Linked DNA regions of Homo sapiens: region 2 is linked to region 1. Evidence: chromatin loops called from intact Hi-C (ENCODE). Cell type or tissue: B cell. All regions are shown on one strand. Each heading gives the region's core, and the rest is flanking DNA. Links, peaks and the distances in the headings are about the cores only.

Evidence for each region. A loop is a pair of places that touch in the nucleus more often than their neighbours do. Peaks named below come from ENCODE experiments on the same cell type or tissue, not always from the same donor. Only the 100,000 strongest peaks of a DNase experiment are listed, where the experiment ranks them.
Region 2: a loop joins it to region 1, with 2.4 times the contacts of the local background. A loop is called at or near these places in 4 of 110 quality-filtered maps.

Annotation. Positions count from the first base shown.
Region 1 is chr12:116,186,402-116,202,248 of GRCh38, forward strand. The region is part of intron 2 of MED13L (mediator complex subunit 13L); the gene reads right to left. Among named protein-coding and RNA genes, the nearest start is that of MIR620, 46 kb to the left of the region's middle. RefSeq lists an enhancer at 10,783-11,077 and a silencer at 10,783-11,077. In B cell, for the core only: CTCF peaks have their summits at 8,868 (motif pointing left) and 9,073; DNase peaks (open chromatin) are centred at 8,780 and 9,420; H3K4me3 peaks cover 1,339 bases; H3K27ac peaks cover 4,614 bases.
Region 2 is chr12:116,256,752-116,272,598 of GRCh38, forward strand. All of the region lies in intron 1 of MED13L (mediator complex subunit 13L), which reads right to left. Among named protein-coding and RNA genes, the nearest start is that of MED13L, 13 kb to the right of the region's middle. In B cell, for the core only: no CTCF peak of the experiment used is centred there; a DNase peak (open chromatin) is centred at 7,332; H3K27ac peaks cover 819 bases.

The DNA of each region.
Region 1 (15,847 bases), core at 4,283-12,282:
TGACAAAACACCTGAAGTTCTATACCTGCTTTTTCATTCCTGTTTAGGTGCTTTATTACACAGCAAACTTTTTTTTTCCAGGAATAATTTATTTAGATCCAGTAAGTTAGAAGCCTTAAAATATCATATTTAATTGTCACAGAAATCCTGAGGTAGGCATGTGACACTAAGTCCACTATACAGCCAAGGAAATTAAACCCCAACTGGTTAAGTAACCCATACAACATCTTTACAGTGAGGAAAGTGCAAAAGCTGGTACTAAAGTCCAAGCTTTGTGATACTTGGTTTACTGCTTTTGTTTCACTACACCACTCTGTCCCTGGACAAGCTGGAGCAAAAGGTCAAAACCTAAAACACAAAACAGGGTAGACACAGAAACACTGAAGAGCACAGATCCAATAATAACTTTTATAATTTCCTCTAGTTCTAAAAGTCCATATTTAATGTACCACTGTTGTTCCTCTCAACAGCAACCTAGAAAATGTGTTCCCAAGTCCACACTTTTCCATTCAAAATTCTTTCTATAACTAATCAAACCCATCTTTTCTACTGCTCTCCCAAACAAACCTTCAACTCCAAACAGCTGCTTCCTGCTATGCCGCACACAGCATGTTTATTAATACCCAATGCTTTGTACTCAGGCAGCTAGCACTTTCCTACCCACACTTGCCCCCATGTTTTTTGTTTTTGCCGAACTGCCTTAATGACTCCAGCTCACCGATTCCAGGCTATTACCTATAAAGTGAAATTTTGCATTTTATCATAGCTATAATGTGGGCTATTTTCTCTATGGAAGTCAATACAAAATAGTGGTTAAGACCAAGGACTATGGAGCCAGAGCCCCTCCTCTCTCACTTACGTGTTCTTTGGTTTGAGAGACTACTTGACCTCTCCATGCTTCAGTTTCCTGTCAATCAGCAGGAAATCATAGTATAGTCCCTACCTCACAGTAATGATAAAATGAGTTCATACATAAAAAGTGCTTTAAACAAAGCCTGACACACAAATAATGCTCCTATGTCAGTGTCTATCATTGTCATTTCTTCCAGTATCATGGTTTAATAGATCACCTCAGAACTATAAACTATCCCACAATGCTGGACACATATTGTTTTATGTAGAAGTTATATTTTAGTCATATGCTTTTAAGTCTTTCTCTGCAAAAGTTCAATTTATCAGGTTTTCTCTAACATGCTTATTTTATAATGTACAAGAGTATATCCTAAAATTATATTTCTATAATATAGAAGATATAACTATGCTAATCATAGGGGATGTATAGAAGTGAGTATCTGCTCTATTAAATCTGGAATCTGTACTGATCCAACTGTTCCATTTAATCAAATACCATGCAAACTATTAAGAGCTCCCTCTGACTTTAACAGCCGATTTCCCAGAGAAAGAGCAACTCGCTACTAAAAGATCTTAATAATACACAGGGCCTGGAGGGTACTGCTTTTTTTCTTTTTCTTTTATAAGTTAAAAAAAAAAAAAAAGGCTTTTCCTGTCAACAGAAATCAGTGAAAAGCCTCTTGAACACAGCAAGAAGGTAGGGTTGATTTTAGCCACAATGTAAGTCCCTGCAGAATTTCAGAGTGCCAACAACAGTGTCACTTTTCTCACTCATTCATTGGATTTATTTGTGGTTTTTCAGGACTACGATAATCTGTGCAACATTACTGGCTCCTCACCAGTATTACATTTTACATAACATAATTAACAAATTATTAAAAAAAAAAATCACTGTCATGTCACAGCTGCTATTATTAATCCTGAAAAGAAATTATAAACATAAAGGAATAAGTTAACTATATTATGGCTAACAAAACCAATTTTACATTTCTAAAACCATGTTTTTGAATAGTTTGAGCATAAGTATTCATGTAAAAAAGTACAGGGAAAGAAATCTACACCAAAATTAAAGGATACATTGAAGATCCTCAATTTTCAACAACTTACAAAGAATGAAAACAGTCACAGAAACAGAGTGATCTCAGTTCAAATTTTATATACCCAGCAATATATACAAATGCCAACAAGCTAGGTAAAACGGCAAATGAGTCCCTAGCTAGTAAGGGGAAAAGTAATTCACTTACATTAATTTTCAATTAAGTTTTAGTTTGTGTGAGATAGTCAGAGATTCACATGCAACTGTCAGAAATAATACCAAAAGATTCAGTGTACCCTTAACCCAGTTTTCCCAATGCTAACTCTTCCAAAACCGTAGTACAACATCACAACCAGCATATTGACACTGATATGGTCAAGATACAGACTATTTCCATCACAAGGATGCCTCATGTTCCCCTTTTATAGTTTCACCAACTTTCCTCCCACTTCCACCCCTCCTAAACCCCGACAACTACTAATTTTGCTGTATCTTTGTCATTTCAAGAACGTTACATAAATGGAATCATACACTATATAACCTTTGAGATTTTACTTTCCACTCAGCATCATTTTCTGGAGATTTATCCAGGTTACTGTATATCAAGACTTTGTTCCTTTTGTTACCCAGTAGTATTATATTGTATGGATATACAGTTTAACCTTTCATCTGCTGAAGGAGACCTGGGCTGTTTCCAGTTTAGGCTTTTACAAATAAAGCTGCTATAAACATTACGTATAGGTTTCTGCACAAACATACGTTTTCACTTCTCTGGGATAAATATCCAGGAATACAACTGCTAAATGATAGTTGGCATGTTTTGTTTTTTAAGAAACTCCAAACAGTTTTTATACACCCTCCAGCAACATCCTCTCCAGCATTTGGTGTTGTCACTAATTTTTCATTTTAGTCATTCTGTCAGGTGTGTAATGATAGTTCACTGTAGTTTTAAATGGCAATTTTGGTAAAAACTAATGATGCTGAACATCTTTTTATATGCTTACTTGCCATGTGTACATATCTCTTCGTATCTTTTGCCCATCTTCTAATTGGACTAGTTGGATTTTTTTTTAATACTTTGCGTTGAGAAATCTCTATATATACAAGTACTAGCTCTCTGTCAGACATGCGGTCTGCAAATATTTTTTCCCATTCTGTAGCCTATCTTTTCTTCCTCCCACAGGGGTTTCTTGCAGAACAAAAGCTTTAAATTTTGATAAAGTCCAACTTATCTTTTTATGGATTGTACTTTTGGTATCAGTTCTAAGAACTATAATCCTAGATGCCAAAGATTTCTTTTTCCCAAAAGTTTTATAGTTTACTTATTCCATTCAGTCTGTGATTTGTTTTGAATAAACTTTTGCATAAAGTTTGAGACAGGTCAGGAGACATTGTTTGGACTATGGATGTGCAACCACTCCAATAGCAATGGTTGAAAAGCTGTATGTAGTTTTTAGAGTTATAAGACCTTTGTCAGATTTAAACCTAAAGGGTTTTTTTGAGCAATTATAAATGGTTCTGTATTTTTAATTTTTGTGTACATATGGTCATTGCTAGTATACAGAAGTTCAATTGATTTTGTGTGTTTATTTTGTTGTACCCTGTGACCTTGCTGAACTCACTCATTAGTTCTAGATGTTTTTTTGGGGGGAGGGGAGAAGTTTAAATAGATTCCTTGGGATCTTCCATGTAAACAGTCATGTTATCTGGAAACTGGGACAGTTTTCTTTCTTTCTGATCTGTATGTCTTTTATTTCTTTTTTATGCCTTACTGCACTGGCTAGAACTTTGGTATTATATTGAATAAAAATGGCAAGAGTGGACATTCTTGTCCTGTTCCTGATCTTAGGAAGAAAATTATTCAGTTTTTCACCATTAAGAATAATCTTAGCTATAGGATTTTTGTAGATGCTCTTTCTCAAGTTTTACAGATACAAGTTTATCAAGTTCTCCCACTACAATTTTTCTGAGAGTTTTTAAAATCATGAATGGATGATTATGTTTGATAATCATCAATGGATTATTGTGTTTGATGGATTGTTATGGATTATTATGTTTGATGTTTGAACATGACCTTCTCAAAATTTGCAAAGGAAATTAATGAATTATTGCTTTGAAATAGTTTTCAAGTAGGTTCATTTTTGTTAAGTATGGAACTTGTGAATACAGAAAAATTGCTCACTACATCAAATCTGAATTAAAACACATTCCTCCTTATTATGCAACATATGCCTTACATCAACAGCTTCAAGCCCTATTTTTTTCAGGAAGCAATCCAAAACATTACCATTTAGGCAACCTGTCAAACAATCTCATACTTTTTGTTAAATCAATTAATCAAAACTAAGTACTCCTTTGCATTTCATGCTTTTAAAGGTTTACTTGTTTTAATTACAGTATAAATTGTGATGTACAAGTACTTTTTTAAAAACATGTGAAAACGATACAATTTGACCTTGTCAATCAAAGTATGAGACTTTCCTATCCTGGGATGCTTCTGTTGCTTACCTTGAGGACTGGGGCTGCACACAGTGGCTCATACCTGTAATCCCAGCACCGTGGGAGGCCAAGGCGGGTGGATCACCTGAGGTCAGAAGTTCGAGACCAGCCTGAGCAATATGGTGAAACCCCATCTCTACTAAAAATACAAAAATTAGTCGGGCGTGGTGGTGCGTGCCTGTAGTCCCAGCTACTCGGGATGCTGAGACAGAAGAAGTGCTTGAACCCAGGAGGCGGAGGTTGCAGTGAGCAGAGGTTGCACAACTGCACTCCAGCCTGGGCAAAAGAGCGAGACTCTGTCTCAAAAAAAAAAAAAAAAGAAAAGAAAAGAAAAGAAAATCACTGCTTGGTTCAGTCAAGGAACAGTAATTTCCAAATACTTCAGTATTTGGAATGTAACAGTAATGTCAAATACTTCAAACAAAATTCTACCTTCTAACTATTATTTATTTACAGTTTATTAAGTACATTGGTGCTCTCAAGGATCAGTACTGGGTAACAATAATCAAACTTTGAATTTAAACATGCATCTATTATTTGTGTTTTTTGTTTTTGTTTTTGAGGCAAAGTCTCACTCTGTCACCCAGGCTGGAGTGAAGCAGCCCAATCTTGGCTTACTGCAACCTCCACCCCCTGGGTTCAAGCAATTCTCCTGCCTCAGTCTACCTAGTGGCTGGGATTACAGGCGCCCGCCACCATGCCCAGGTAATTTTTGTGTTTTAGTAGAGATGGGGTTTCACCATGTTGGCCAGGCTGGTCTCAAACTCCTGACCTCAAGCAATCCACCCACCTCAGCCTCCCAAAGTGCTAGGATTACAGGCATGAGCCACAGCACCCAGCCACATGTATCTCTTTTTAACTATCAAATTAAAAAATTAGAATTTTTTTAAGAGCATAGAAATATGCGTTTTGCCAGGCCCGGTGGCTCACATCTATAATCTCAGCACTTTGGGAGGCCGAGATGGGAGGATCACTTGAGCCCAGGAGTTGGAGACCAGCCTGGGCAACACAGTGGGACTCCATCCCTAATTCATTAATTAATTAATTTAAAAATCTACATTTAATTAAAAAGTACTATAGCATCAAAAGTAAAAAAGGCAAATTATTTTCAAATCACCGAGGAACTATCAAAGGGAAGGCAAAGAAGAGAATACACACAAACTATTAATTTTTATTCTACCTAAAATGGTATTAATTATCTTAATGACAATAGAATGTAGTTAAAATGAGTGTGCTAAAATATTAATATCCAAATGCTAGGAAAGCAGATAATGGTTAAATTTTTTTAAGATTTAATGCCCACTAAAACAATTAAAAGAGAGCAATAAAATAAACTTTCAGGGCAACGGAAGGGTGGTGGCTTTTGCCTTTGTACAACCAGTGCCCTGGATCCACATCTCCCTTTCTATGAACAGACCCCATCCCTTATGTAGCCAAGCATTCTCTTGCCTCCCAAATGTCATGGCATGTATGTCAACATTTGAAAACTGCCAACATAGTTGGGGAAATTTAACTGTCTAATATCTGTTAGTTATATTTGTTTTGAAGAAAAATGTAACACAATTTCTAATTGCTTAATCTAAGAGAGTAAACACAGGAGAAAATAAATATGAATATAAATGCAAAAACAAAGCTAATAAGAAATGAAACTTAAAATCTCATTTAAACACATTTAATGAGAGAAATAAAATCTCAGTTAACAATATATACTTTATTAGTATAAAGGTTTTATTCTCTGTAACATCATAGGACTTATTCTAGGGATGCAGTGCATCCTTAAGTCACATTAGACATACCGGAAACATAAATATGTCAAAGTCTTTATACCAACCTACTCAGGAAGCTGGACAGTTCAAGACTCTTCCATTTCCAGGACAATAACAAGAACAATTTAAGGAATAATTAAAAAAACAACCCTGACCCTTATTTCTAATATTCCAATAATCCCAGCACTTTGGGAGGCCAAAGCAGGAAGACTGCTTTAGTTCAGCAGTTCAAGACCAGCCTGGGCAAGACAGGCAGACCCTGTCTCTACAAAAAATTTACAAATCAGGCAGGCATGGGCCGGGCGCCATGGCTCATGCCTGTAATCCCAGCACTTTGGAAGGCTGAGGCGGGCAGATCACCAGGTCAGGAAATCAAGACCATCCTGGCTAACACGGTGAAACCGCGTCTCTATTAAAAATACAAAAACTTACGCATGGTGGCACGTGCCTGTAGTCCCAGCTACTCAGGGGGCTGACAGAGGAAAATCGCCTGAACTGGGGAGGCGGAGGTTCGCAGTGAGCCGAGATCATGCCACTGCACTCCAGCCTGGGCAACAGAGCAAGACGCCTTCTCAAAAAGAAACAACAACAACAAAAAAAACAAAAATTAGGCAGGCATGGTAGCTCACTCCTGTAGTCACAGCTGCTTGGGAGGCTGAAGTGGGAGGATGGCTTGAGCCCAGGAGTTTGCAACTGCAGTGAGCTACGATCATGCCACTGCACTACAGCTTGGACAACAAAGCAAAATCCTGTCTTTAATAATTTTAAGTTTTTAACCTGAAGCTTATTTATTTTAGAAATAATCAAAAATATTTTTCAATGTAATAGAAGTACTATATTGTCCATGCTTTGTCTTAGGAACAAAACATCTAAACTTTAAACTCAAGCACAAATATCAACTGAGAATAGGTCTACATATTAACTTACTGTTTTAGAAGTACTTGAAATGTGAGTCATCTAATTATTTTTCGGTATTTCCAAAAAAATTCTCAAGTAGTTTATCTAAATGCATTGTCAAATCTGGTCAAGATGAAGATTTAGTGTAAAGTAGAAATCTCTCAGAAAAAAAAAACTCCTAATAATCACTAATACCTCGCTATTTTTGTTTAAAAAAAAAGGTAAGAATTTCTAATTACTAATAATCAGAGTCCCCAAAATCAAAGGAAAAAGCACAAAGAAATGAAAACCACATATCTGCTTCTCTAGAGAAAGGAAATCATCATGGGAATAGTAGGAGTCACAATCAAGAATCACATCCAGTCCAAAGAATGTAACTCACAAGTAAACCGATCACTGTACATCAGTCTCCTAAGAAATACCTTTATGAATGAACTCAATGAGAAGCTAGTCAAAGATTAAAGCTGATCAAAGTAGTTAGCAAAAAGACATTAACAAAGTTCAATTTCACTATTAAAAAGCTCCAATTAACTTTCCAGCCTTTCAGCAATTTACAAAACTTTACCAGAACCTAAATAAGTTTACTCAATCAGAATATTTCCTATCTCCAATTTTTAAAGATGTAGATGTAAATGACAAAAGAAGAGAAGATGACGGAAGGGTATTTAAAAAAACAAAAAACAAAAAAATAACCCTGTCTATACCCACACCCCTACTTCTTTTTTTCTTTTGAGACAGAGTTTCGCTCTTTTTGTCCAACCTGGAGTGCAATGGTGCAACCTCGGCTCGTCGCAACCTCCACCTCCTGGGTTTAAGCGATTCTCCTGCCTCAGCCTCCTGAGTAGCTGGGATTACAGACTTGCACCACCACGCCCAGCTAATTTTGTATTTTTAGTAGAGACAGGGTTTCTCCATGTTGGTCAGGCTGGTCTCAAACTCCCGACCTCAGGTGAGCCACCCACCTCCGCCTCCCAAAGTGCTGGGATTACAGGCATGAGCCACCACTCCCAGCCACCCCTACTTCTTTTTAAGTACAGGGTATTTCCTAATCATAGTAAAAATCATTCAGGACTACTTCATCTACAAATCCTCAATCCATCTGATCAAATTCACCTTAACCACATTCAAAAGCATCACGAAAATATTAAGCCCACAATGCTAAATAAACTTTGGCTGAACTGCATAAAGAGAAATATTTATATGTTCTAGAGAATATGAAAAGATTCACAAGATTGTTTAAAAAATCAAAAGCTTGTTAAAAATAAAATATGACTGAAATATAATAAGCTAGAAATAATTTTTTTAATTTACTGGAACTTCCAATCAAGATGGCATCATAAATTGCTTTGAAAACCCACCCTGTTTCAAATACAAAGCAACAACAGGCAAAATCCTGGAGAAGACATTTTAAAGACCTACCTAACTAAAAAAGACCAGCATCACCATGAAACAGAAATATGTAACAGAGAGTGGGCAGAAGGTATAGGGCTGCTAGGCTCTGGTTTCAGAAGGAACCAGTGAAGGCCTAGGTTTCAGATCCTATAGAAACAGGAATAAAAGTGGCCCACCTAAGATAAGGGACTGAGGCCGAAATTGGGCTGAAAACAAACTGCTACTAACAGCTGCCTGGGGGTAAGTAAGCTGTGTGGACTTTCAGGAAGTATGTCTTCTCAGAAACTGAGTGCCTAGGAAAGTGAGAATACTAGGGCTTCAGCCACACTATCCCACTGCCTGGCCAACTGGAACAAAGATGCAGGTGTATCTACCATCAGTGGGAGACAAGTGCCCTCTGCTGCCAATCTAAGACCTTGGTGGGGGTGGGGGCAACAGGGAGAAGCAGTTAAGAATACGTGCAAAACCACTAGAAGGGACTGTGGGGAGTGGGGGGACTTCCCAGTCAAAGCTGTACCATGACATAAAGAAAACGAATAAAAACACAGCAACTGAAATACAAAATCCCTTCAAACAAAATAGAAACAGAAAAGCCTGAAAATAGTATGCTTAAAATTTTTTTCTTTTTTTGAGATAGAGTCTGGCTCTGTCACCCAGGCTAGGGTAGCACAATCTCGGCTCACTGCAACCTCCGCCTCCCAGGTTCAAAGCGATTCTCCTGCCTCAGCTTCCCAAGTAGCTGAGATTACAGGTGTGCGCTACCACACCAGCTAATTTTTGTATTTTCAGTAGAGACAGGATTTTGCCATGTTGGCCAGGCTGGTCTTGAACTCCTGACCTCAAGCGATCCACCCACCTCAGCCTCCCAAAGTGCTGGGATTACAGGCGTGAGCCACTCTTTTACTCTTTATAAAAGAGTAAAATTTCTTTTATAAAGGGAAAAAAAATCACAACAAGCAGAAGTGAAACAAGGCTAGGTGGAAATGAAAAAGAATTTAAAAGCTAAAGAATGAATATTTTAACTCAAAGTAAGTTTTAAATAATTTTAAAATAAGCAATGGAAATGAAAAACTGAGTAAGAGATAAAATGTAAACAGTAAAAATTGAAAAGGAGTTAATAAACTAGAGAATAATAATGAAGAATTTAACTAGAAAGTTGCAGAGGCAAAGAAGTTTTAAAGATATATTATGGAGGCCAGAAAACAAGGTTCAATGATATATTTAACAGCAGTTTCAGAACAAGCAAAGAGGCAATGAGAAAAGAAAAAATTACACTGAATCATATATTATCCAGATCAACAACATAACAAAGAAAATTATAACCTAATGGATAATCTAACTTTCAAGTAGCAAGAAAAAAAATTACTGGTTGAACTCATCTAGCTTAATTTTTAAATTATATTTTTTACTGTTGACCTCACTTTAGAGGGCCAAATTGTGTACAGAATACATGCTACCCAAGAACACCACAGAGGTCCTCTGGGTGTTTCCACAGAGCAAAATTGAAAACAGGGCCAATAAGTAAGGTGCAATTAACAAAAAAAAAAAAAGTCTGACTGGCCCAGTCTTCGGCTTCGGCTGCAACTTAATAGTCCTTTAAATTCAGTTTCTAACACCCAGAGAAATGACACATGAGATAAGAGTGCTTTCTTTCCAAAACGGTGGCAATAAAACTTGTGATTGGGGTAGAAGAGTACTAGAATAGTAGATTACAGAATTGAGTAACAGGATTTCTTGTTAACTAAAACCAAATATACAATCAAAAAGCAAACCTACTGCCATCAACACAATTTATTCAATCAGAAGTATCTTTTAACCTTTCTCTCCAAATTTAAAATAAATAGAAAAGTAATAATGCTGATAATTTAGGCTGCATTTATATTATAAAATTTTAACTCTCTTTTTGGTGGTCCAGCTGTGTCTACATAGCTTAAGAATCTGATGGTTTTATCTAAACTAGTTAAGACATACAGCTGGTTAAAGTTTTGTGTATTTTAGGGGCACTATCAGATTAATAAAAGTGCATTAATTTTAGCATTAGACAGACATGTCTTCAAAATTTGAAGGCATTTATATCTAGTTATATACTTAGTAATTCTTTTTGATGGGAATACATATCAATGGGAATCTTTCAAAGATATATAGTAGTTTGAACAGTAACCATATTAAGTCTGAAAACACAAACAATAAGACAGAACATCAGTTCAGTGTCTCTCTCTCAAGACAAAGCATACTCTTTGCTGGTGATAAACAGCACACTCACTTTACTTTAGTCTAAGCCTCCACCCACATAATCCTTAAAATTATATTAAGCTCCGGTGGATGAAAATACAGCAGCAGTCCTGCAGCCTAACTGCAAAGATGAAACCGTGTACTCGGCTGAAGGGCTGGTCTCCCTAACTAGCACGGTTCAGTCAGCATCTATCTGACAGCACAAGATACACAGCACACGCTTTCTTTAGTTATCTGTACATGTCAGTAGGACTCTGGCCCACTGCCATAAGGAACTCTATCTCTGTTCTCTGCTTTATCTCGTTGTCCATTCTTCAGTCATTTAGCACAACCACTACTTTATTTTCATCAGTAAGATGTTCTTCTGGGACACAAATGGGAGCTCCAACTGCTTCAAAAGCAGTTACTTGGCCAGGCGTGGTGGCTCACCCCTGTAATCCCAGCATTTTGGGAGGCCGAGGCGGGCGGATCACCTGAGGTCAGGAGTTCAAGACCAGCCTGACCAACATGGAGAAACTCCATCTCTACTAAAAATACAAAATTAGCCGGACATGGTGGCGCATGCCTATAATTTCAGCTACTCGGGAGGCTGAGGCAGGAGAATCATTGAACCCAGGATTCGGAGGTTGTGGTGAGCAGAGATTGTGCCATTGCACTCCAGCCTGGGCAATAAGAGTGAAACTCCGTCTCAAAAAAAGAAAAAAAGGAAAAAAAAAAAGCAGTTACTCACCAGCTGCTAGCTAAAAATCATGAAAATTAGAAAGCAACTCTTTATGATTTTTTAATCAAAGTAGTGTAACATTTTAAATTGGCATTTATCACCCAGCAATCCATTTCTTTTGTAGAAAGCCAAAAGAATTTTAACATGTTCATATAAAAGCAAGAATTTCCATTGAAAAGAAATTTTTACAGAGAACACTTATTTAGCAAACACCTATGAATGCACAAAGTCATTAACAATAATACCATCAATAGTGCTTATGTATGGCAGATAACCAAAACATGATGTTATTTGTTACTTTCCTTCCACACACCAAGAACCCAATAATTTTTACTGCATATATTACATATTTTAAGTACCAGAGAACTACAATGTAAAAAAAAATTCTTTTTAAAATATTTCATCTTTTCCTCCTGCTTAGGTCTCAACTGTACCATCCATCTTATATCACAAGCTGTCCTCACCCTACCTTTTTCTCCCCTGCTGACACAAAATTCTATTTCAAGCAACCCAAGGGTATTCAACATATCCCACACACATATCACATACTTTAAAAAAAATTTTTTTTCATGCCTTTCTTGTGTTTCCTGCTTAGAGTACCTTTTCCTTCCTTCTTTCCTGGTGAAATCTAACTCTTCTGTAAAGGCAGTAGTGCCGCCTACATTTGCAATACTTTCATCAATCCCAAACTGAATAAATTGCTGTCTCTTCTCTGACCCCCTACAGAAGTTTAGATGTGCCTCTTCACTGAGACTTCTCTGACAACTCCACTCATGGGGTCAAAGGAGCACAGTGTTTCTCCTGGGAAGCACTGCATCCTGACTATCAGTTAATGTTGCCATAACTTAACAGTTTTATAATTACATCTTTCTTAGTGTCCATCATCCTGCCTCTAACACCTCCCCTAGACTAAGAGCGCCATAAAGAAAGGGATCCAAGAAATTCCTCTTACAGATCTTATGACTTGCCCTCCACATAGTAAGCATGCAAAACCTATTTGATGAATAATAATAACACTGAATGGACACTCTTTAGGAGAAATAGTAAAATGAATTACAGCTGCAGCTTTGGAAAAAGATATAGATGCTAAGGAACCTAAGTCATTAAGTCTTAGTACATCAGAGTACAATTACACAAAGTTAATGTCTCCTGCTGCCTCTCTTTAAGGCCTGATTCCCACCCTCTCTGCCCCTAGGAACCACTAAAGTTTCTATGTCTACAGGTGGGCACACTGATTAGGGACTATAAAGTAGAGGTTACTATCTGACCCATTTAGAGAAAAAGTTACCATGTTCTTATTTGCTTGTTCTTTCTCCTTGCTCTGGGAATCTAATACTAGCCACCTCTGTGATTCCCTTTCCATTCTGGTCCCATTTTTTTTATCTTGTCTCTTCCATCTTCTGTCCAATATCAGTTTTTGCATGAGAGAGGTAGGCTATTTTATACAGTACTAGTCAGTCAGAGAAACACATTTTATTCTATGCAGTAAAGCAAGCTTTGATTTTAAGAGACTATGTAAACCCAATCTCAGCCATTTCTGCTTAAGAAAATCAAAAAGAGAGTTTACACAAAAGTGATACAGCACACTTCACGCACACTTTATTTTTATGTCAAATAGCTTCCTATTGCAATATCCTCATCTGCAAGAAACACTAAGTCCTTATTTAGGAATACTAAATTGTGTCACCCTTGAGGCTTATGCAAGCTTATCATCTGACTTTTAAACATTTTCTATCTCTTAGAAAATACTCTGATCAAATGCCTAGGTTTCTACTTTCAGTAAGCATGTAAAAGCATTAGCACTGATTGCCCTAAAGCACTTTCAGAAAAACAGTTCCCATTTGGTTAAACAGTCATCAAATTTTAAGACCAGGAATCCATACTTTTTAAATGCTACTTTTTTTTTTTAATTCAAACCTATATCAGGAAAAATCATTTTTTGGTCCAGTATCAAAATCTAATCTCCACCCCTCAAGAAATAAAGAAATCTATCTGCCTTAACACCATACTTCCAACATTTAAGAAGCCAATCAATTACAACTAATACCTTTATACACTAAAGAGCATCAGTCAGAAGGACAAATTTTCTCAGGAAAATAATTTCAAGTTCAAGGTTATATGAGCATTTTGGACGTCATACTGTTTTCCACGAAATATAATTTAAATCAGCAGAGAGCCAAAATACATTGTCATGGTTGAAATAAAAGGAGGAAAAGTCCGGGCGCCATGGCTCATGCCTGTAATCCTAGCACTCTGGATGGCCAAGGCAGGAGGATGCTTTTCAAAAAAAAAAAAAAAAGGAGAAGAAGAAGGAAAAAGCAAACATTATTTTAAATAGCCTGTTTTTTAAAAAATTACATGACTAAATTATCTTAGCAACATAAGATTTCTTTAATAAAGTACTACCAATCCCCTGCCTTTTTTTTAATTATCGCATTTCCTTCTTACCCCAGGAAAAAAGTAATAATGGCCACACTGCAGTCATTCAACATTTCCAAAGAACTTTTGTACTTTGTACAATGTTAACAATCTAGTGTACTATAGCCACCTTTCTCATCACACATTGCAAGACATTAATTATATTCACAATAAATTTTCACACTTACTAGTGAAATACCATTTGTAGTTCAAAATAATTTGAAACTTCAAGAAAAACAGGTGAGAAAAATAATCTTTCCTTTCAGGTCTAATTTGTGAAACTTTCAGAATTCATTCAATTAGCAATTGTTCAACTATTGTTGAATTACTTGACAGGGACTATGTTAAAAGTGCTAACAGAAGAATATGTACGTAAACTGTCCTCAATGAGCCTACACCCCACAAGGAGAGAAAAAACACAATAATCAAAGCGTTCTGGTGCATGAAACCAGCAGTAGTACACTAAGTCTATACTAAGCACACTTCAAAGACTTCAAAGACTCACTGTGCCTCAATTTATATTTTAATCAATAAATTTGAATTTTTTAATGATTAAAAATAGTTTATAAAATAAAAGCACTACGCAGCAAGTTAGATTTTTTTAATACAGGGCTAGAGAGGTAGAGAATATCATAATAATTCCTATGACATAGTAGATCGGGTAGCTTTTGTCTTTTTAACTTAAAACAAGAGGGATGGTGTAAGCAAAAGGGCACATCTTCTGGGTTAAAACAGATACAGATCAGATCTGGAGAGAGCAGGTTACAAAAGAAGAACAGTCATCCTCAAGATTACTTAGTAAATACCCATGCTGGCCTTGAAACCATGGGCAAAATTCCAGATTGTAAAAGAAAACTGACTGTACAAAGACTAGGATCAACTGAATATAAAAATACACATCCACTAGTATAATTTTAAAAAGCCCCCATGGGTTGTCATATGAGAGTATCTATCTTTACCCAAGTCTTAACTTTCTTTAAAGTCCTCTATCCCAAATTGAAAATATTATTTGAAAATGTTACACGAAGAAGTATACAAGAAAAGTCTTCTACAAGATTAGATCAGGTAAGCCTATGTACTGTAATACCATATAAATTTTGGTCATTAAGTCCATCCAAATAAGGGTTGTAATAATAAATGAAGAAACCCTGAGATGGATACATTTCCTTAACTAAAAAAGAAATTACAAGGATGAGAGAAAAAGAATAAAAATAGACATTAACCCCGAGAAATAAAAATGACACATGTAGATCAACATCATAAAACATTTGATTTTTAAAAATGGTGATCCAAATATTCAACAAATCTATAAGCTGTGTATAAAGAAAGGTAACTTATGTGCACAGTCAGCAGCATTATTAATGCATTTAATAACACATGTGAAGCAAAGGACATCAAGGAGGCAGGAGGCTTCAGGGGGATCTGTACAGGTGAGCTTTACCTCCCACAATTGTACAGAGTTTTAGGAGCACGTGTATGGGTGCTTTTTTTTCTAGGAGACCATCCAAAGCTTTCTGCAGGTCTTCAAATGGATGAATGATCTGAAAAACCTAAGAGCCATCCATATAAGACTATAAAGTTTCCAACATTACAAATATGTCTTTTTCTTGAAAATGAGCAATATAATACAGTAAGAAAATAAGTTCTAAAAAGAATTAGGTTAAGGGCAAGGTTAAAACAAGCTATCATCAAAACTCCATGAAAGTCTTTTTATGGCATTAAAGAAATATGCTTCATTCTCTTTGTAAGCTGTAAATTTGAAAATTTAAAGTTTTAGGAAACTAAACTAGCTTTACAAAACAGATGTTGCTGCCTATGCCATTTAATCAATTCAAGTCACATTCCTAGAAGACAATATAGCCATCTGATGAGTTCAGCGTCAATGGAATGAGCCAAATCCACACAACAGCATTTTACAAAAATAATCAGTGGTTTAAAGCAGGGCATGTGCAAAATTCCTGAAATAACACATACATAATTCACTGCCAAACTCAGATCAATTCAGAATCTGCAGAGGCAAGAAGCATTATTATG
Region 2 (15,847 bases), core at 2,642-10,641, 69 kb after region 1:
CTCAGCTCACTGCAACCTCCACCTCCCAGGTTCAAGCGATTCTCCCACCTCAGCCTCCAGAGTAGCTGGGACTACAGACGTGCGCCACCTCGCCCAGCTAATTTTTGTATTTTTAGTAGAGACGAGGTTTCACCATGTTGGCCAAGATGGCCCCAATCTCTTGACCGCCCACCTCGGCCTCCCAAAGTGCTGGGATTACAGGCATGAGCCACCGTGCCCAGCCCAAAACAAACTACTTTTAATAAAACCAAAGTATCATCTTGCACATCTCCTGGTAAGTGTAAATCGTTTAGAGGTATACACAATATTTTCAAATAAATTATTTTCATGTCTGACTACTTCAGGACACTGATTAAATGATTTGTATTTGTTAACCTTAACTATAAGAGAATTCTTGTGAAATTTCTGGGAATTGAACTATTTAATGAAGTTCATTAGTGATATTAAGATGGTTTGCTTCTCAGCTGCAGTAACAGACTATAAACAGAAACGTATATTATTTACGAGGCAGGCACTGTCTACACAAACATGAGTGGCTCCTTCCCCCATAGTAACATACACTTTACACTGCTGTGGATAACAACATGCCCACTTAAAGAACTACATCTCCCAGCCTCCCTGCAGTTAAGTAAGGCCTTGAAGTATGGCCAGAAGTGTTGTAGGCAACTTCCTGGAGGTTTCCTTAAAGGACGGTGTGTCCTTCCCACATTTCCACCTCCTCCTAACCTAGAATGCAACCTTGATGACTGGAGTCTGAATAGCCATCTTGAACTATATGCCATAAACTAAGAACAGTGTAGTAACAAGACAGAAAGAGCCCAGATCCCTTGACAACCAAATCAGTTGTAAAATGCAGGCCTCCAAGCTGCCTGTACAGAAAAAGAGATTACTTTTTAAGCTATTTGTCTATTTTTAAATAAGCATATGATTGTGATACTAAATCATTTTGACATTATTTTAATAACTGGCTTTTACTTTAAAAAAAACTGAAAGACTTTTATCGAGGTGATCATTTTTATTTTTTAGATCACATGGTTATGTAGGTTTTTTAACCTTGCCCCAGTCATCAATCAAAACAATAAGCTATCTTTATAATTTTTCATTTTCCAAATGATTCCTCAATTTGGAACAGTCTAAGACAAAAAAAAATCTATTTCCCTATCTCTGGGAAGAAATTGTAGGCTGTATATTACTCCATTAATCTCTGATGAAACTTTAAAAAAACGTAAACTGTATTATCACTCCATTAATCTCAGGCAAATCTATATGCTCCAGTGATTTCTACCTTAGCACTTGTACTAAATTATATGGTCTACACTGCTAATTTTCAAAAGGCTCGAAAAAGAAAGAGACCAATAATGTTTGGAATAGCTACGAGGAGCTTCACTGAAGTCCTAAAAGAATTTAGATAGAAGAAAGAAAAACATAAAATACAAATGTACTACTGGTTAAAAGTTCAGGCTTTGAATCAAGAGATTCAGCTCCTGTGTGACCTTGGACAAGCTACTTAAATTTCTTGTTTCAGTTTTCTTATCTGAAAAATGAGAATAGTAGACTCTACCTCAAAAGGATCTTGTGAGCATGAGAAAATGCATGTAGCTGGTAGTTAAGCAGTGCACGCCTGCAGCAAGCACTCTTTACAAACAGCAAAAGCTCTGAGGTGAGAACATGTAAAGGTCTGACTTGAAATACAGATTCCTTTTAGTGAGTGGTTGGAAATTTTATTATAAAAAGAAAAAGAACGGCCGGACACGGTAGCTCACACCTGTAATCCCAGCACTTTGGGAGGCCGAGGTGGGCGGACCACCTCAGGTCAGGAGTTCGAGACCAGCCTGGTCAACATGGTGAAACCCCGTCTCTACTAAAAATACAAAAATTAGCCTGGCATGGTGGCATGCACTTGTAGTCCCAGCTACTTAGGAGGCTGAGGCGGGAGAATCACTTGAACCCGGGAGGCAGAGGTTGCACTGAGCGAGATTACACCACTGCACTCCGGCCTGGGCGACAGAGTGAGACTCCATCTCAGAAAAAAAAAAAAAAAAAAGGCTTTTTAGAGATTAAACACTTGAAAAATAAACTCACAGAAGAAATCTGGATACCCATATAGATGAAAAGATGCTCATAATCTCACGAGAAATCCAAAAATTGAAAATTTAAATATTGAGGGTTTTTTTTTTTTTTTGTAGAGGCAGAAGTTAAAATGAGTAAGTTCCATTACAGGCAGGGACAGAAAAAAATAGGCATTATATATTGTCCATAGAAATGTAAACTGACACATCTTTTTAAACTGTTTATAGCTATAGCTTTCCAATTTTAATGTATAACTGTACTACACAGCAAAAAATTGAAAGAATCTTAACGTTTCTCATAGTTGATGGTTAAACAAACAATAGTACATCCATCTTATGAAACAGGATACAACTGCTCAAAAACATAATAAAAATGAGTAAACTATATCTAAATTTACTGACATAAAAATACTTGAAGACAATGTTAAGCGGAAAAAGCACATTGCAGGAAAAGGTGGAGAATTATTTCTTATCTGTAATTTTTTTAAGTACAAATCTGTCCATCACCAACAGAATGCATAAACTGCGATATACGAGAACTACAACTGTAGAATTGTGGGAACATAACATTAAAGGCAGTTTGCAAAAGAATACGATTCAATATTAAAAGTCCAAAAACATGTAAAAATATACATATAAATACATATGTGATTAAAACTTTAAAAATTAAAGAATGATACACATGAAATTGAAGTAAGAGTTACTTCTGAAGGGAGAGAAAAGAGAATGGGAGAGGAAGAGCACACACAGGACTCCGTAAGTGGTGAAAAGTTCTTTCTCTTAAACTGCGTATTAGGTACATGGGTGTTCATTGTACCATGAATCTTTCTACCTTATGTGTGATTTACACATGCTCTGTTTATCTATTCAATATCTAATAAAACAATTTTGACACATGCAAAAGCAAGAAAAAAAAATCTGGAATAATACAAATTAAACCTCTGGAAGTTACCTTCCTGAAGGTGAGGGGAGGGATCCTTCATGTTTTGTGTTAGACACTTCCATACTGTTTGAAGCTCACACTAATTACATAAAATTGTATAAAATTTTTAAAAGAAATTACTTTTCCACTAAAATTGTAATTATGAAAATTATAAGCACATGGGAAATGTTAGTGAGTACAGCTGAATAAAGAATTCTATTTACACTGTGATTACATCTATGTACAAAAATGTGCACATTAACAAGAACAGAAGAAGAATTGGGGTAAATCTGATCTAATGGAGCGGCTGGAACATGGACAAATGTTTTACAGTTTTCATTTCTTGGAAGTTGTATTTCTTGGAAATATTTGGTATTTCATTAGTACTACCTCACTTGGAGAGAAAGTAAAGAAAAATGACAACTGCGGGAAAGCCAACTCTTTACCTTCAGGGTAGCCAAGTGAAAAACCTCCCCACATACGAAGGCTGAATTAATTTACAGCCAATCTACAATGGATAGTACACGCTGTGCCAATAAGTGCACTCAGAACAACTGGAAAGGGTCCCCACCACACCAAGGAGATTACATCAAAAGGTTCTGAAGCGCATATGTCCATTTTAGCGCTTAACTGAGCACTGGTGATGCACATAAAGTCCAACAGTCAGGGTTGCACTCCTGAACACGAGGAACCCAGGAATGTGCTGAGGAAAAGGGGGTATGGAGAGAGAGGCATGGAACGAGGAAGGAAAAATTTCTCCAACATGTGAGGCAAAAAATACAACATGGCATAACAATTACGCTCTCAATAACAAAAAAAATATTGTGCACTCAGAAAGCTAAGTGTCACGGAAACAAAGAATAGAATGATAGGAACAAAAATTTGAAAGAAACCAAAATCAAAACAAGCAATAAGTACCAATGATAAACACTGGTTTGTGGTCTCTACAAATGCCCCCGCTATTCTATCCACTGGTTCCCCAAATCTGGCCATTTCCACAAAGGCATGAAGGAAAACAGATGGAATGTCTATTTCACCCTCTTACCAAAAATATCACTGATTTGAAATTAATATAAACAAAACCTTCATGTAAAAAATTAAACGAGAATATCCCAAAGCAGATCTGCAGTAGGAAAATGCATCTGCTTTCTGGGCTTACCACTATTAAAAGTAGATGCTCTAGGTAACAAAGGCTGATACAGAGCCAACTGCTGTTAGGTTACCCTTCCCCTGCCCACCTTTTCTTTCTTCCTATTAGGACTTTTCCATGCCCATTTCTTATAACTAAACTTGCATGAATCTTCCCCTGCCAAAATTCACACCTCCAATCACCACCGTCTCTACCCACGACCTGCCAAAGGCCCCACTCTACCCATTGCACCAGACTTGCCTTCTCCTATCTTCCCCACCTTTTTTCTGCCCCTCCCTTCCCTTATAAAACCTACTCTTATTGTCTCAAATATTTTCTGTAGGCTGGGCATGGTGGCTCATGCCTGTAATCCCAGCACTTTGGGAGGCCAAGGCAAGCGGATCACTTCAGGTCAAGAGTTCAAGACCAGCATGGGCAACACAGTGAAACCCCGTGTCTCTATAAAAATACAAAAATTAGCCGGGCATGGTCATGGGTGCCTGTAGTCCCAGCTACTCAGGAGGCTGAGGTGGAAGAATCACTTGAACCTCAGAGGCGGAGGGTGCAGTGAGCCGAGATTGTGCCGCTGTACTCCAGCCTGGGCAACAGAAACTCAGTCTCAAAAAAAAAAAAAAAAAAACTCTGGAAACAGGCAGATTATAAGTGCTAACGTTTGTTTTCACTTTCTTTTCACTACTCCTTGCTTTAAAACTTTGATTTCTGTAGGGTTTAAAAGCAAGAACCCAGGCTCAGTGAATACTTTCTTATATACACAATTGTGATCAAAGCTTAAGTCTACTGTTTAACAACTTCAGCAGATAGATATTGCCAACTGTTCCTCCCCGTTTTGCATACACAAGAATGCAAATGCCATAAAACCAAGAACATCTGTTTATCATCTGATTCCTGTTCTATGGCATATTTATAATTGATCACCAAAGCCTGTCAACTCTACCTCCAAAATATTACACGATCTATTTCCTTCTCTCCATTCCTACTGGCCCTGCGTTATTTCTCACACCTAGACTGTTCTAAGAGCTTCTTCCTGCCTTTGGTTTTTCCCCTATGACAATCCATACTCCACAGGGCCCACATGGGTTTTCTCTCTAAAACATAAATCTGATCATGCCATTATCCTCTTTAAAACAGTTCAGGCATTCCTCTGTGCATACAGAATTAACTCCCAATTCCTTCATGTCCTTCAATTGGCCATCAAACATCACATTATCTTCTACCTATTAAAAAATAGGTATTAAAGAAAAGGTAAATTTAATAAAAGAATATTTGCAATGATGTCTAAAAATGTATGGTCTGTTATTGTATTATTTACATAATTATTTATATAACTAAAAAATTCATTCATCTCCATCATACAATATTACCACCAAACTCAAACTTTTACAAATGGCTAAAGAGTTATGTTCACATAACATACTAAAACTAGACTGGGCTGTTTTACTTATTTCTATTTTCAATTCCAAAATTAAAATATAAGATAGATTACAAGGAATCTAAATCAATAGATATTTTCTAAAATGGGTGTTAACATATATAACTAAATTTCTCACAGCTTTCTGGAAATTGTTAAAGTCAGCTCTGTGGGTTCTTAACAGCATATCACACCTACCATATGAGAAAGTTTGGCAACAAAATCAAAGTTACTTTAGAAGATAAACGCCTACCTTAGTGAGTCCCACTTGTTTTTCCATCTGGAATATTCCTTGAGTTTACCATATAAACCACTAACACAAGCTACTCATCTTAACATTCATTAGAATAGTTTCCTAGAATAGGTAATTCTTCTACTTCAAATCAAATTTATACAATTTACTAAAGTCAGCTTATTAGCTTATATATAACAAACTATGGATTCTCATGAGAATCATTCCGCTGTTTAATTAAATGTTATAGGATCTTGCAGATTCAAGAATAGCACCATCTGTCTGGGTTGCAAAGCTCAGTTTCACAACCTTATCACCAAATAGCAACAAAATATCATCTTCATACATATCTCTCTCAAGTAATTTGTAGACAACTAAAGAATGTAGTCTATTTGGGATCATGAAACCTGATTCAATCTGTGCAGATGATTACACTTTTCAAGTTAAAGCGACATACTTTGAACACTGTGTTTTTAGTAACTTAAATGTTAGTTAAGAACTTGTATCTCAGGAGGCAAATATTTGTGCTCTTTAGTTGCTAAGATGAAGATTCATGCTCTGATATAAATTCTAAATGCTAAATGGCTCAGGTGTCATAAATCTGAAAATTTTTGAAGTACCTTTTCTTATTTTTTTAGAATAACTATTATGTAGCTAAATTTTCCTAAAATATCTATAGCTCTAGGATTACATCACAACGCTTTCTGACAGGATTCCCATTCTCTTTTATTATGTAAAAAAAACTAAAAAAAGAATTATAAATTAAACTATGTAATCTGAAGACCAAAAAAAGTAAAACTGACTGAGAAAAGGTCTAAAAATCTCATTATATTTCTGAATTGAAAAACAGAAATAATACTTGCCACTGCAACTTGTAATCTAAACAACTAGTAGAGACATCCCTACTACAGGTAAAGGGTCGTCTGCACCTCCTCCCACACTAACTATTCAGGCAGACTACTATGAAGTATAATTCCAAATTCTATTGTGCTAATCTCCAACTGTGGAAGAAATTACTGAGACAACATGTGTGGGCTAGCTACTAGCTATCTTACTAGGCAGTCTCCAATGAATAAGGCAACACCAAGTGGTCAAAGGTAAGAAGTTGGATATCACACAAACCAAACTTCAGTTTAAACCTTAAGAGATTATCTCAACAGGATACATTTATTTATATATCCCAAGGCTCTAAAATGAGCCTCAATTTGATGTCTGACTCTTGCTAGTCAGACAGAGAGAAGACACAACACAGAATTCTACTCTACCCTTAGGATAATTTGCCTTGATCCTCAAAAAGCAAAAATACCACCACCACTTAATTGGTCCCAATATCCTGTCTTGCCAATCAATGGATTGCTAAACCCACCTCCACTGAAGCTGTATGAAAACAAAGTACACTGAATCGCTAGACTCAGAACCTGAGAAGGCAGAGGTTCAAGCAAGGCTGGAATTCCTGGCATACATCCACAACGTATGTATGCCAACATACCCAAAATGGAGCTTTCCCTGGGCTTTCACTCATCAGCAGCAAGGCCCTCATCAGAAGGGTATTAAACTGTTAACTCTTAGGCAGCAGTTTAGAGCAAAAAGCAGAACTAAAATAATAAACTGCAAAGAGAGAAGACACTGACTAAAGAGGCAACCCTTAAAATAAGATTTTCTGGGGCAGCCAACTAAACTGTCTCTAAAAGCAATTCCAAAGGAAAAGGACAAAAAAAATTATAAACAATGGCAACATCATTTGATCCATTTCAAGGGGGCCTACTTTGAACAATACTCCTCATTTCAGCAGATATATCTCAGTTCTGATATGTCTAGTTCAAAATCAGTTTTATACTTGTGAAATTGTAACTTTAAAACCTTTAAAGGAAGGTAACAAAAATAAAATGATTGCTGCAATCAACTAACAAAATGGAAAATTTCTAGCTAAAATTTTTAAAAATTGATTTTGTTTATTCGGCCTGAAGCTCACTACTTTTAATCCTTGAACTCAAAAAACACTCAAGTTACAAGATTGAGATTGTTTCCCACTTCCTTCACACTTATTCCTTTCTTAGATCATCACATCTTGTATTTCTAAGAGGTGTCTTCATCTTTTCTAGCACTAACACTATCGGCTGGGTTTTTGATAACCATCCTCCAGCCAGGCTTGTTTTATCAACTTTCCTTGTATCTTCCATCTTTCCTTCTGTCTTTCCACTATTGATGCTCCAAAGTCAACAAACACAAATCTACCTTTCAGGCTCTTACCCTCCCCTACTCCCCCATTCCTGCTTGCTTCACAATCAACCTTCTGAATCAAACTTAAAAGTAAGCTGCACACAATGGTGCACGCCTGAAATTCCAGCTACTCCAGAGGCTGAGGCAAGAGGATTACTTGAGTCCCAGAGTTCAAGCCCAGCCTGGGTAACACAGCAAGACCCCACTGCCCATCAAACCACCATCTCTAGATTGATTAGACAGACAGACAGATAGAACTGAAAAGTGTCTGTACTGGCTTACCTTGCCATTCATTCACTCCTCAACCCACTTATCCAAGATTCTACCCTCAACAGTCAAATGTAATTATTTGAACTACCAAGCTGCCCAAATAGCAAACCTTCCCTCTCTTTCACTCCTTACACCTCTCCCCTTCAAGGTTCACCACGATTGTCTCTGAAAATCACCATTATTTCATTTCTTTACCTTTAAGTCAGAGAAAGCAAATTAGATTGTCTATTTAAAGCACATATAACCTATACCTTCACAACTTAAAAGCCTAGGCTTCATAAGAAGTAATCTTAAACCAAAATCGAATTTGTTTTCAATGCACAGAATTTAAACAATGAAGGGTTACACAGTTCAACAATTCTAATTTGTCTGTGTAAGACAGCAGTCCTAGAAAGGCTTTTAAACACATTATTAAATGTAATACCATTTAACACACTTGTTTTTCCTCAATTCACTTCTCATAATAGTTTCTATATCGTCTTGGATTATCTCCCGTTTTAGTTTCATATCCCATCTGCTCATTTGAGATTCACGTCTGTCCAGTTTCTGAAATATTTGTCACTTTAGTCATTAGCATTTTGCGTAATATAGCACTTTTTTTAAAGTTCAGAACTGATTTTAGAAAACTGAAAATTATTTTAACATCATTTCTTAATCTAAATTGGCCTGCCCACACTTCAAATTTTCCACCTAATAAAAATTCAATTTCAATAAGTCTTTGTACTGTTTTTTAAAAGAAAGCCAAGAACCAGGACCATAAATTAGAAGTGTTCTCCTACATACCACCTCAATAAAGATCCTCAAGAATAAAGACTAAAAATTGTCAAGCTTCCAAAGAATGCCCTTCCCCTTCTTCTCTAGCAAGCCACATCCATCCATTCCTTCAACATCCAGTTTTATTACTCCCCTTTCAGGTTTCTCTGGCTACAAAGTATTATCAGATATTATGCGGTCCATGTCACTCTCCCTCTGCAGAAATTAAATAGTGCATGCAGATCTTTTTTCCGCATATCAGTCTAGCCCTTTTGTTAACCCAAGCTAGATTTTAATAATTTCTGATGTACATTATTCCAAAATACATGTCTCAAATTTCTCAAACATAGCGTACAAAACATTAACATTTCTAAGTATTTGTTTACTGGCTACCCCGTCCAATCTCAGCCCTAATTCCCTTTTCATCCCATTGGATCTCAGAAGTCCTCATTTAGCAAACGTAATAGCCAGCAGAAAGCTTGTCTCCAGGGCTGAGTGAAGGAGGAGAGGAAAGAGAAGGGAAGTGCTAAAATGCAAAGAAATACAGAATCTTTTCCTGATGACATCACAGAACCTGCCACTAGTATCAGCAAAGAGAAAGCAGCAGTGGGTGCCCACAAGCAGGGAAAGGAAAACCTGCCTTCAAAACTGCTGCTCTTCCCACAGGGAGCCATCCTCACCTCTCCACACTCTTCCACACAGCAATCCTCTCCTTGGCCTAGAAGAGGAGCTATAGCTCCCGCTCTGACTGCCAGGACTATAAGTCAGAGAAAAGGTGCTCCTGACACCCTACATGAGAACACTAAGCATAAGTTTATTCCCACAAAAATGCTGCTATAAATAGCATTTGAGTTTTATAATAGACCTAATTAAGTACAATATACAAGGTAAATAGGCTAACCATCATTTGTAGCAAGAGATGGGAGTTTTTTTGTGAAAACAAACTTACAAATTAACTTTTTCTAGTATTTTAGAACACAGGAGACCACCTACATGTAAAATTCTAAACCTCTAGATACAACTTAAGACACTATTCATATTCAACATGACTAATACAAACGCTACAGATTCGTGGGAGGGCTTTCCTTCCTTCAACAAGCCTAAACAATATTTTTAGATACTGCCACATTATTAAACAGAAAATAGAAATTAGCCAGTAGCTGAGTTCTCTCTGTTCAAAACACAGTAAGGGTTGTGACATGTGTGTCAAACTAAAACATGATTTAGTCTTTAAGAAGAAAAATATATTTATTAAGTACTATTCCTGACATTCCCTGAGACAAATCTCAAAGTGTTAATAGAACTGCTATTTAAAGTTCAAAGAGCACTCCAGAACTGCCAAGGAATTAATAGCTTAAACTACCAAATAAGAGCCACGGTTCAATTCCCAATCTCAGCCAGCTATAGCTCAGAGTTGGTACAGCAAAATCACCCAGCGCATTAAAGGCACACCATGCAACTGTGAATCATATATGGTTGTAACGAAAAACTGTTAAAAACTAAAAATGAATTTCAAGTTTTTCTTCTCAATCTTGGCTTATTTACGAGGAAAGACACAAGAACAATTTAATCCTCTGCTCCCTAGAAAAAAATACAAACACAACATAAATGCTATACTTAAAACAAGTCATTTTACCATTCCAATCTCCTGGTTAACTGCCTCGGGCTACTCTATAACTTTAGTTGTAATTTACTAAAGGTCTCTTCCTACTAAAGAACATCATCTAGTCATCCAAAGCGCTTTCCTTAAAAGGTACTCAAAATGATTTTTCACGCCTCCTGCCCTCCAACACCAAGTTTACAGGAGAAACTGAGGCACAGAACTATTACGTGATCATACTAGTAAAAATGTTTAATACAACTCAAGTTTCCCTACTACCAGGTTATTTCCCATTTTACTGGGCTCATAGAAAACAATCTTTTGAATGTTGAACAAAAGCACTGCTATACAGCTTAAAGAATGAAAGTAAAGGAATTCTGGATCAAGCCCCCAAACAAAATCCCCAGAAGGCTCAAAAATCTATAGGTTGCCTACTATGCTACAGAAAATCTAAACACTAAATGAATTCTTATTCCTTTGAGGAGTAAGAACATGTCTCATGATCAGTTGGAATTGTCTTTAATAAGGAAATTCTAGAATTCATCTAAAATATTACCAAGCCACAGTACATACAGTCTAGATAAAATATATTCAGAACACAGAGTTAATCATCAAAATAAGCTGAAATAAAAACAGCATACTTGTGATCAAGACCCAAATGGTCAATAAGAGCTCCCTTGAGGAATGGAGAATAATCGTCCAGGAATTCCATCACTTAACAGATAGTTAATGAGCACCTAGCAAAGATGATTTCAACAGGGTCACTCTCCTGCAGAAGCTCATCTGATGATCAGAGGTACACAGAGGGAGGTAGGGGGTAACTAGTTCTGCCTGTGGTGGTCAGAGGAGGTAACATTTGAACTTCTTAAGTAGCATTGTGCCAGGCTTACATGCAGGCACAAATACTAGGAGCTAGTTCCAAATGTTCCAGTTAGATATATGTATGTTTTTCCTTATTTCTCTTTAGGGCATGAAAATTCAATAGTCAGAATTGTCAACATAAAATGTTTTTTGTCAAACCAATTATACTCTTCTGAATACCTTATTAGTGCTCATATTAAGTTCAGATAAATTTAATCATCCTTCTTAATAATATTGAAATGAGGAAGCCTCCTGTATTATACTCAAAAATACTTCCTCATACTCACACCTGTAATCCCAGTACTTTGGGAGGCCAAGGCAGGAGGATCATTTGAGGCCAGGAGTTTGAAACCGCCTGAGCAACATAGTGAGACCCTATCTCCCCTCCTCCCAGCAAAAAAAAAAAAACACTTCTTCATAAATTTGTCAAATGTTTTTTAAGGGAGAAGAAAAGATCACAATAATTCTTATTCAGTTTAATATCCTTTTAGATTACCAATTTTTGAAATTTCTACTCCCCACCATAAAACTTGTTTACAATTACATATTTTATTTGAAACAAGTCTGTCACTCCAATTTAATTTTAATATCAAATGTCTTAAATACATTCAACTCAGTGACTTAATACAAATTAAGAATTATTAAGTAAAAAGATCTAATGAAGACTTAAATATTTTCCTGCTTTATCTTCTCCTATCAATTTTTTTTCCCCATCAACTTTTATTTTAAGTTCTGGGGTACATGTGCAGGTTTTGTTACATAGGTAAACATGTGCCATGGTGACTCGCTGCACAGATTAACCCATCACCTAGGTTTTTTGGTTGTTTTTGTTTTGTTTTGTTTGAGACAGTCTCGTTCTGTCATCAGGCTGGAGTGCAGTGGCACAATCTCGGCTCACCGCAACCTCCAACTCCCTAGTTCAAGCGATTCTCCTGTCTCAGCCTCCCAAGTGGCTGGGATTACAGGCACACACCACCACGCCCAGCTACTTTTTGTATTTTCAGTAGAGACGGGGTTTCACCAAGTTGGCCAGGATGGTCTCAATCTCCTGACCTCATGATCAGCCAGCCTCGGCCTCCCAAAGAGCTGGGATTACAGGCCTGAGCACCGCACCCGGCCTATCATCTAGGTATTAAGCCCAGCATCCATTAACTATTCTTCCTGATGCTCTCCCTCCTCCCCGCCCCCCCAATCTACTTTTAAAGTTAAAGCCACAAATTTAAACTATGCAAAAAAAAAAAAAAAAAAAAAAGACACTAATGAAATTTTGATGCACTCAACTCAAGAGGATCCTTTAACAGTAATGGAGGCAGGGAGCAGCGGCTCATGCCAATAATCCCAACATTTGGGGAGGCTGCGGTGGGAGGACTGCTTGAGCCCACTGCACTCCAGCCTTAGTGACACAGGGAGACTGTCTCAAAAACAAAACAAAACAAAACAGACAAAAAAGAAAAACAGTAATGGAGTTTTACTATACTGAAAAATAGTACAAAATGTAGAAAGCTGTCAGCCAAGGCTCTGCGCTATTTCAAAGTAGTAGAAATACAGTTTTAATTAGATTCTACACCACAATTCATCTAGAATGAGAAATAAACACTGAGAAATATACATAGTAAACCAGAGTATGGAAATGCCAATGAAATAACATTTTGCCTTGGACACAACTGACTCTCCTGTCATCTAGAAAGAAGTCAATGAAAAAATACAAGGCAGTTTTCTTTTTTTTTTTCAAACTAGAATCAAAATATATTCTAAAAAGCACTTTATTAACTTAAAAAAAGGAGGACAACTCTACTCCAACAAAGATAACCAAAACATGCTAATATAAATGCAAGAAAAACAGGAGTTCCTAAAGGAGGATTATTACAGCTAATATGTGAGGATAAAATCTATTCTATACCACAGATAATTTTTTTTTTTTTTTGAGACAGACTCTCGCTCTGTCGCCAGACTGGAGTGCAGTGGCACCATCTCGGCTCACTGAAACCTCTGCCTCCTGGAATCAAGCGATTCCCCTGCCTCAGCCTCCCAAGTAGCTGGGACTACAGACGCGCACCACCACACCCAGCTAATTATTTTCTATTTTTAGTAGAGACGGGGTTTCACCATGTTGGCCAGGATGGTCTCAATCTCCTGACCTCGTGATCCGCCTGCCTTGGCCTCCCCGCAAAGTGATGGGATTACAGGCTTGAGCCACCACGCCCAGCTAGATAATCTTAAAGTTCAGTAATAAAACAAGGGAGTAAAGGAACACGAATTTTAAACTATTTTTCTATCAACTAAAGCAAAGACAGAAAACGCTGATGTACATGACTTCATACTAAACAAAAATTGGGCAAGCATACATATTTCATTCATGCAAATGAGTCTGAATTTACAATTCGTTTATGTTAATATTTACTAAGATTAATGAAATATCATCTCCCCTATGTAATGAAGTGAATTCCCCCAACAGAACAAAGCTAACACCTTTAAATCTTTCAAATAAACAATGAAAGTATATATACTATAAAAGAAAATTATCAGCCGGGCGCGGTGGCTCGAGCCTGTAATCCCAGCACTTTGGGAGGCCGAGGCGGGCGGATCACAAGGTCAAGAGATAGAGACCATCCTGGCCAACATGGTGAAACCCCATCTCTACTAAAAAATACAAAAATTAGCTGGGCATAGTGGCGCGCGCCTGTAGTCCCAGCTACTCGGGAGGCTGAGGCAGGAAAATCGCTTGAACCCAGGAGGCGGAGGTTGCAGCGAGGCGACTTCGCACCACTGCACTCCAGCCTGGTGACAGAGCGAGACTCCGTCTCAAAAAAAAAAAAAAAAAAAAAAAAAAAGAAAGAAAATTATCTGAACAAGCTCAGAAAGAAGTTAAATGACTCAAGAGGGGGGAAAATGTCCTAAATTCCAAGAACACATACAAATACTGATTCGCTAATTCTGAAACTCTAAGCAAGTCTTATGAAACAAATACGTGTGTGTGTGTGTGTGAGTGTGTGCGCTAGAATACTATACAGACTTTTAGGCTACCCAACTACCTCACTTTGAAATACATTAAATATAATTTCTTAAAATAGAAATGTTATTATGACAGGCACGCCTGTAATCCCAGCACTTTGGGAGGCCGAGGCGGGAGGATCACGAGGTCAGGAGATCGAGACCATCCTGGCTAACATGGTGAAACCCCATCTGTACTAAACATACAAAAAAAAAATTAGCCAGACATGGTGGCAGGCGCCTGTAGTCCCAGCTACTCGGGAGGCTGAGGCAGGAGAATGGCGTGAACCCGGGAGGCTGAGGCAGGAGAATGGCACGAACCCGGGAGGCGGAGCTTGCAGTGAGCCGCGATCGCGCCACTGCACTCCAGCCTGGGCCACAGAGCCAGACTCCGTCTCAAAAAAAAAAAAAAAAGAAACGTTATGACAAAACAGAAATTCTGGTGGCCAACATCACACAACAGTTTGTAAATCAGATCTGCACAAAATACATCTGAAATAAATGACACTAATAACAATGTTGCATGTATTTTTTTCTTCATTTCTACGGTTGCAATGCACAGTTCAATAACAGTAATACCTAATAGTCAACCATACTACTAATTCTCATAAAATCTGTCTAATCTGGCTAACTGGTTAGCTCCTGTGAAATAAATGTATCATTCACTTTCAAAAAAAACACACACACACACAAATCAGTACTCCTACTACTAGCTTAAAGAAGGGGAACATTGTTATTATTGTTATTTTCTTCAATCAAAAATAAGTCGAATGTTTCAAAAAAAATCTACTCTATCTTTGATTCAAAGTTGAGAGACAGCTGAATTAACTGTTCATAAAAAATAAACAATTTTTCTGTTGTCTGTTTCTCTATAAATATGTAAATAGTAATATTTACATATTTTCATTGAGATGAGTTTCATCTCAATTTTAAATTATTAGGCAAAAATAATTATAGAACAAAATTAACTTAGTTATCACAATTTATAGCACTAGTACAAACTGGTGAGAGAGATCTCTGAAAGTGGTAAGGAATACAATTAAAAACCAGGCTGGCCGGGCGCAGTGGCTCATGCCTGTAATCCCAGCACTTTGGGAGGCCGAGGCAGGCGGATCACAAGGTCAGGAGTTCCAGAGCAGCCTGACCAACATGGCGAAACCCCATTTCTATTAAAAACACAAATAAATTAGACAGGCATGGTGGCAGGCGCCTGTAATCCCAGCTCCTGGGAGGCTGAGGCAAGAGAATCCCTTGAACCCGGGAGCTGAATGTTGCAGTGAGCCAAGACTTCACCAGCCTGGGTGACACAGTGGGACTCTGGTCTCAAAAAAAAACCAAAACAAAAAAAAAAAATGATAAGCTATATAAGCA